3 separate regions of the Mus musculus genome follow, and regions 1 and 3 are each linked to region 2. A link is a loop called in an ENCODE intact Hi-C map of the cell type or tissue named here. Cell type or tissue: left cerebral cortex. All regions are shown on one strand.

Region 1 (2,500 bases), 79 kb before region 2:
TGGGGTATACCCTTGAATTGTCTTGTCCCTTTTTTCCCGTTTTCTGGCTGCTGTAAGGTGAGCATCTCTTCTCTGCCATCTCATTCTGCCATGATGTTCTGCCTCATCATAGCCCAGAAGCAATGGAGCCAAATAGACAGAAAGCTTTGAAACCTGACACCACCTCCCTTCTCCACCACACCCTCAAGAAAAACCACCTTTGCTTCTTAGTTGCTTTCTTGGATACTTATCTCCCTTAGTTTGCCACATTCATTCCCTCCTCTGGCCTCTCTCAGAGGAGACCTGATACAAAGCCTTCTGCTTAGAACCCCCTAACTTGTCAGTGCCCTTTTTAGCAGGTGGGAGAAATGGTCCAGAGGAAAGACAGCAAATGTCTCAACCCAACCATCTTCCATAGACCCCAGATAGCAGGTGTGGGCTTGTATGTTCCAGACCAGCTGCCAAAGGGCCTGGGAGTAGACTCCCCAGTCCTGGCCCTCTTTCTCTTTCCTAATCTTGCTTCTGAACCACAATGTCTGTGGGTGTTTGCAAATCTAATGTCTCAAAACTATTGGAGGTAAGGTAACCATGATATAACTGGACAAGGAAAGGTACCCTAGAACCCTTGTGATATTCTCTTAGTTGTCTCTCCCCACTCCAGGATAGAGGGTGGAGGAAGTGAATGACTTCTGTATACAGACAGACAAACTGCCTCCCTAAGCCTGCTCTGTCTTTGGCTCCTCAGCGTGGTCATGGAGGTGGTAGAAGGCTGGTCAGGCTGATCCTGACTCAAGACACATGGGCTAACCCTCTCAGAACACAGCACAGGGCCCATGATCTCTGCTCAGCGTCAAGTCTCACTCCTTTCCCTGAATAAAATGTAAAATCTCTCTTAGCTTCATGCTGTTATAGTCTACACCCTCACCTCAGAATTCCAGTGACCACATGGGGCAGCTTAGCCCTATACAAGGTTGCATGGCCCTACACAAATCCATCTCCAAGGGAGGGAAGTTGAGGAGACACCACTCTCCTGGTTCAGAGATGCCATTTCCCCATTTCAAAGATCTAGCTGAGATATTTCATTCTTTTTTTTTAAAGATTTAATTATTTATTTTATTTAGATGAGTACACTGTAGCTGTCTTCAGACACACCAAAAGAGGGCATCAGATCCCATTACAGATGGTTGTGAGCCACCATGTGGGTGCTAGGAATTGAACTCAGGACCTCTGGAAGAGCAGTGAGGGCTCTTAACCACTGAGCCATCTCTCCAGCCCTGAGACATTTCATTCTTAAGCTTAACCCCCTTACCTCTACCCTGGCATCTCCCAATACCTAGGTACTCACACACATTTCCATGTCATCTACATGCATGTACACATACATGCACACACACAAGCACACACATATATACATACACATGCACTCACACATGCACACACACAATACAAGCACTATGTGTGTCATGCGCACATGAACACACACACATATGCATGCACAAGTACGCATGTACACATGTACAGAGAGTGAGCCAGGAGGGTAGCCTGGACTCTGGGTGGAGAATAGTACATCTGCTCCAATCTCATATCTCACAGCACTGAGCTCTGAGCAGCACTGTAGTTGTCCATGGAAGTCAGAACACAATTGACCATCCACTGCTTTGAGCCCCTCCTCACTCTGCATGTGGCAGACACTACAGAGGTCACTGGTGTGGTAACTGAGAAGAAAATGGCTGTAATTATCAACCCCCTGGGCTTATCATGATGATCATTATTTCTATAGTCACCTCCCTGGCTCACCTCGGTGTCCACTTGCTCACTGCAGACCTCTCAGGACCCTGATACATGGCAACATTAACAGAACGTGATATCACTTGATATTTTTAATAAAAGTAGAGATCAAAAGATGGTAGCTATTCTATCCAGAGGAGACAATAATTACAAGACAGTTTTTCGGAACACATCAATCCCAGACAGGAGTAGGAGGAAGCCAGATTCGTGAGGTGAAAAGTGTGGAGAGGAGCCCTTTGGCACACTGGAGGGGGGTGTTGGGGATGCCTGCACAGAACAGCTCTGAGCTCCCCTCCAGCTTCAGAGGCTGAAGCCTATGCCTGCTGAGAGGAGGGTAGAGAAGCTCACACTGCAGGGGACACAGGCCTGGAAAGGCAAGTGTTTCCTGCTGCCTCAGAGGACAGTGTTGCCCTGGGAGGGTGTGCTCAGCAGGGCAGAGGGAAGGCCTCAGGGAGACTGTGAAGCCCCACAATACAGTGAACAGTGATGCCCTCACACAGATGGGTGCTACTGGGTGGGATTAACTGTATTCACTTCAAGCTCTGCAGCCTCTCTCCTGCCTCCATGCATGTGTGTATCTTCCCAGGATCCCAGAAGCAACTCAACGGTAGAAAAAAAATGTCATCTTGTTCATCGGGAGGTTTCCTGAGACCAGGGAAGCCATTATAGGCTCTTATGCTTCAAACTTTTCAAAGCCTCTAAGGCAGGGTGTGAGAAAGGGACCAAGTAGCTA
Region 2 (2,500 bases):
TCATGAGATAGCCCCTCTTGGAACCCAATTTCCACACTACACAAAGTGTGGCTCACACAGAGAGACAACGTGAAGATGTTCTGGTGGGCAGCACCAGCTGAGTTCCCAGACAATAATCAGCCTTAGTTGAGTGACAGCCATCCTGGATATTCTACACACTTGGTCCTGCAGACAGCTTACAGGCTCAGCTAATGTCTGGTTACACAATAAGAGAGAACCCAGAACTACCTAGCTGAGCCCATTAAGGGACATAATGGTGACAGGAAGAAGCCATTGTTTTGAGCTAGGAAGCTCTGAGATGGCGATTCAGCCACTGGAGCAGCAAATAAGAAAAGCAACAAGAAAACACCCCAGGGGAGGGAAGGGGTGCTCATAAATGTTGGGGTGGCAGACACTGCATTTTTAACATGGGGTCAGGGTGGTCTTGAGGAACATGGAATTGCTTCAGTGAAAACTTGCAAGGAGTTAAAGGGCAGCAGCACAGCCAGCCGCCTCCTCTTAGGCTCTCACCGTTCTGGTTGCAGTATGTTCTGTGACTTTCACATTAGCCCACAGTTATGCATACACACAGCCATCCAACTAGACCACAAACTGCTTCGGATCAGAAAGAATGCCCCACACCCTCTGCATCCCCAGCATTGACCTTCGACAGATTGCTTGTGTGTCATAAATGCCACCTTGGAAAGTAGCTGAATTAATATGTCACTGATTGCACAAGGCCTTCCTGTACTGTATTCTGGAAATGGAATTGATGGCATAGCATCAGTTCAAAAGTCTGGGTCCCTACTGAAGCTCAGGCTGCTCTCAGATCTGTTCTCTGAGGATTTGGAACTTTCCATTCTCAGTAAAAAGAACGCAGCTAGGAAGCAAAAACCCAACAGAAGCCCTGCACTGCCCAGAGCTGCCTCTGTTACTCAGCGTACTTCAGCAGCCTAGACACAGGCCACCACCCACCGTCAGTGCTGCCAACTCAGCCTGTCTAGGAAAGAACATGGCTTCCCACCCACCATGAGAACCAGGGCTGATTTCAAGATGGTAGGAGGTGAATGTTACATTCTACAGAGCGTGCTGTCAGAGAAAGGGCCCAGCTCAGCCCCCTGGAGCTCAGCCCTTCCACAACTACACACCTGCACCCTTGGTCTCTTTTTGTCATTACCCCACTATGGTTTTAATCAGCATAAAGAAGCTAGCAACTGGCTTCCAGCTCTAGTGTGTCTCTCCTTCCCTCTCCCTTCCTCTCTTCCCCTCTCTCTTCCTCTTCCTGTCTTCTCTTCCGCTCCCTCCATCCTTTTCTGTCTCTCTTTCTCTCCTTCCTTCCCTCACCCTCTCTTCCCCTCCCACTTTATCCCTCTCCCTTTTCTCTCATTTCTTTCTCTCTTCCTTCTCTCTCTGTCTCTCTCTCTCTGTGTCTCTCTTCCTTTCTTCTCTCCCTCTTCCCCTGTCTCCATTACTTACTCCTCCCCTCTCTGTTAGAGATGCGCATGCTACAGTACACATATGAAAAACCTTGTGTTGGCCCTTATGTCCTCCCTTGTTTAAGACAACATTCCTTCATTATTTCCATTGGCAATGCCAGGCTACCTCGCCTGTGAGCTTCCAGGGATATTTCTGTCTCTGCCTTCCATCTCCTCACTGGAGCATGGGCACTACAGGTGTGCACTAAAGTGTGGGCTTTATATGGGCTCTGGGGATTTGAACTGTGATCTCCACAGTTGCACCGAAAATGCTTTACCCACTGAAGCATCCCCCAGCCCACTAGTTCTCACATGAGTGACTAGAGATCTGCACTGGGGGATTGGCCACCAGAGGAAGGTGAGACTAGGCCCACTCCATTTTCCTGCCCTGAGTCTCTCAGCCTCACTCATCTCATTTTCCATTTAACCCTGTACTGGTTGGATTTTGTCAACTTGACACAAACTAGAATTACCTGGGTGGAGGGAACCTCGGTTGAGGTGTTGGCTCCATCATATGTTTATCAGGCATTTTCATGATGGCTGATTGACATGGGGAGGGGCCATCTCACTGCGGGCAGAGCACCCCTGGGCAAGTGCCGGGTTGTATAAGAAAGCCGGATGAGCAAACTGTGTCCTCCAATATCTCAGCCTCTGTTCCTGTCTCCAGTTTCTTCTCTCAGTGATGGGCTGTAATGCGGTGTGGACGCTAAATAAATCCTTCCCTCCCCAAGTTGCCTTTGTTCGTAGTGCTTATCACAGCAGTGACCATCAAACTAGGGCAGCCATTCCCTAGCTCTTTGCCCCCATTCATTCCTGTGCTAATGGTTCTACATCCTCAGTTTTGTCTGTCAAAATTCTACCTTTTTTCAAAGCATTGCCTAAATGTCATAATCTCTTAAAGTTTTTCTAAATGTCCATGCCAAAATAGCCACATGTTATTTTGCAAGTAAATAGCATATTACAGCTTTCTATAAGATCTTCAGGGCAGAGACCACAGTGGGTGTTACAGGCTGAGTGTGAAATGTTACCCACAGGCTCGGGAATTT
Region 3 (2,500 bases), 89 kb before region 2:
TGCCCACTTACCCACCCATCTAACTATTCACTCACCTACTCACCCACCTACCTACCTACCCACCCACCCACTCACCCACCCACCTACTCATCTATGAAGGCCTCTCCACAGAAGAGATGTCTATTCTGTGACTGCAAACATGGCTGCCTCCCCTTGCACACTTGTTTTAACTAGTTCTCTCTTTAGCATAAAGGCATCCCTCTAGCTTTTTCTATTTTTTAAACACCATTCTGCCATCCTCCAAATTCTTCCAGGCCCAATTCTAAGTACAAAAGTCTTTCAGGGTCCTTGACAGCGAGTTGGCCCAGCCTCTAGCCTTCCCCTCCCATTCATCCCTTAACCCGATGCATCTGCTCCTCCCTGCTCCACTCCAACAACTTTCATCAATGTTATCCGTGACCTCCATATTGCCAAAGACAATGGACGGTCTCCACCTTCTTCTTGTCTTATCTACTTTATTTTTTTATTTGCATCGACCCTGCCTTGCCTTTTCCTCTTTTGATATTCTCTGCCTCAAGCCTTACCAATATAGTACTACTCACACTCAAAAGCAGACAATCTTTTTAAACATCCAGAAATAGCTACATCTTGAATACGTCCTTTCTGATATTGTTTCTATAAATACCCACAGCCTCATTCGGGATTGTACACAAACCATTTTAGGAAGCTCTCCAGTCCCCTAATCTCTCGAGAGCATCCTTCCTCAGCCCCACCATCCTTGTTCACTTCAAAGTTCTGTTCTCTTGAGGCTCCTTCCCTCTCGCCTGCCTAGCTCTTCTCCAGTCCCTAGTACAGGGTGCTCATTCTCTGCTTAGCTCTAAAAATATCAGCAGCCACCATCAGGATCAAGGCCCTGTCCCCTGACTTCACACCCATCCTGGGAGCCACACTAGAACATAATAGCAGTGTTGTGCACATTGATCTATATTTGCTAACCTATGGTAGCACAGGTTCAATGCTGGAACATATGCGCTAATATGCAGCTCAGGAAATATCTGCTGAGTTAGTCAGAGGGCAAAAGGAAGAGAGCTGGAGTGAAACCCAACAGAGTCCAAAAAGGCAAAAAATAATACAGGACCATGGAAAAGATGAAAGAGGAGCTGAGGGGGAACTGGCAGATTCACCAAACTTCTCCTCCACACCTTTGCTGAGGGCTGTGCTGCTACAGAGAGCGCTGCATAGCAGGCAAGAAGGATCTTTGGACTCCTGCTCCGACCTCAGACCTCATCACTGAGATTTCCCCTAGAGGAGACCTGAGGGGCTCTCCCTGGATCTCACCCTACACCACTCAAGAGCCCTTCTTGCCTCGATAACCACCGTCCATCAACAGCCCCCACCCCATACTGACACAGGCTTGGGATTCTTCTAGAAGCCTCCCCAGATTAACACTGCCCTTCTCTCTAGTGTGAGCCTTCCCGAGGCTGTTCAATATTTACTATTTCTGCAAACATGTAATTGCTCCCATATTTAATTTTCACGGAGCACAGGAACCTTTGCCTATCAGGTACCGAAGTCGACTCTACAAATGCCCAGTGCACTCTGTGTTTCCTCTGGGTCCTTGCCAAGTAGACAGTTGTACTTTACCCTGAGCCGTGTCAGCAAAGAGAGGTGTCAATGGTAAGAACAGGAATTTGCCCTGGATTCTAGTCTTGCCTTCACGTACCAGTGAAACTCTAAAAACAGAGCTCATACTTCTGAGCCTCAAGCCCCTAACGAGGGGTAAGGGTAATGAAACCCACCTTACCCAGGCAGTGGGCTGGCTCAGTGGGCAAAGTACTTTCTATGCAAGCATGAGGACCTAGTTCAGGTACCTAGAGTCCATATAAAAGCCAGGCATGGTGGCAAGCTCCTATAATTTGCCACATGCTGGGGGAGGTCCAGCAGGAAGCTCCCAGGGACCTGCTGGCCAGCCAGGCCAACCAGAAGAGCAAGCTCCAGATTCAGTGAGACCTTGTCTCACAAAACTCAGCTGGGAAGCACCAGAGGGGGGCACCTGAGGCTGACCACTGGCCTCCACACCATGTGCACATGGGTGTAAACATCTGTATGCATACTCACATACACGCAAATAAAGATTAAAATGTGGTATGTAAAGCTCTTAGAAGAGGGCCTCACCTACAGCAAGCATTTGATAGGTGTCAGCTTAGTTGTGACAAATACCATCTTGTAAGAATTGAGCAGGACCCCACACATTCTATTCACCCAAGCGTCAAGACCTTCATTACCCCAGCAGCTCAGAATCCTGTGCCCACACCCACCCCTCAACCTGATGGGGTTTTAATGACTTGCTAAACACTGCTTCCTTTACGGGCATCACTTTCCTTAACAAGTCAGATAAGTGGAAATCCCCGATGTCAACATCCAGATTAGAAAAGCATTTTATTTCCAAGCACCTTCCCTCATTAGCATCTGTGTGTGATTTGTGCGCTAATATATTTCTTACTAACGGGCACCCTGGAAACAGCCGTACACTCTGCCTCCAGACCACCTGACAGCTCCC

Evidence for each region. A loop is a pair of places that touch in the nucleus more often than their neighbours do. Peaks named below come from ENCODE experiments on the same cell type or tissue, not always from the same donor. Only the 100,000 strongest peaks of a DNase experiment are listed, where the experiment ranks them.
Region 1: it touches region 2 in a loop (2.2-fold over the local background); 2 of 42 quality-filtered maps call a loop at or near these places.
Region 3: a loop joins it to region 2, with 2.5 times the contacts of the local background. A loop is called at or near these places in 6 of 42 quality-filtered maps.

The regions. Positions count from the first base shown.
Region 1 is chr1:192,621,341-192,623,840 of GRCm38, forward strand. The region is part of intron 9 of Hhat (hedgehog acyltransferase); the gene reads right to left. Among named protein-coding and RNA genes, the nearest start is that of Gm31011, 110 kb to the left of the region's middle. In left cerebral cortex, no CTCF peak of the experiment used is centred here; no DNase peak of the experiment used is centred here.
Region 2 is chr1:192,699,938-192,702,437 of GRCm38, forward strand. The region is part of intron 7 of Hhat (hedgehog acyltransferase); the gene reads right to left. Among named protein-coding and RNA genes, the nearest start is that of Gm22265, 44 kb to the right of the region's middle. In left cerebral cortex, no CTCF peak of the experiment used is centred here; a DNase peak (open chromatin) is centred at 942.
Region 3 is chr1:192,610,972-192,613,471 of GRCm38, forward strand. The region is part of intron 9 of Hhat (hedgehog acyltransferase); the gene reads right to left. Among named protein-coding and RNA genes, the nearest start is that of Gm31011, 96 kb to the left of the region's middle. In left cerebral cortex, no CTCF peak of the experiment used is centred here; no DNase peak of the experiment used is centred here.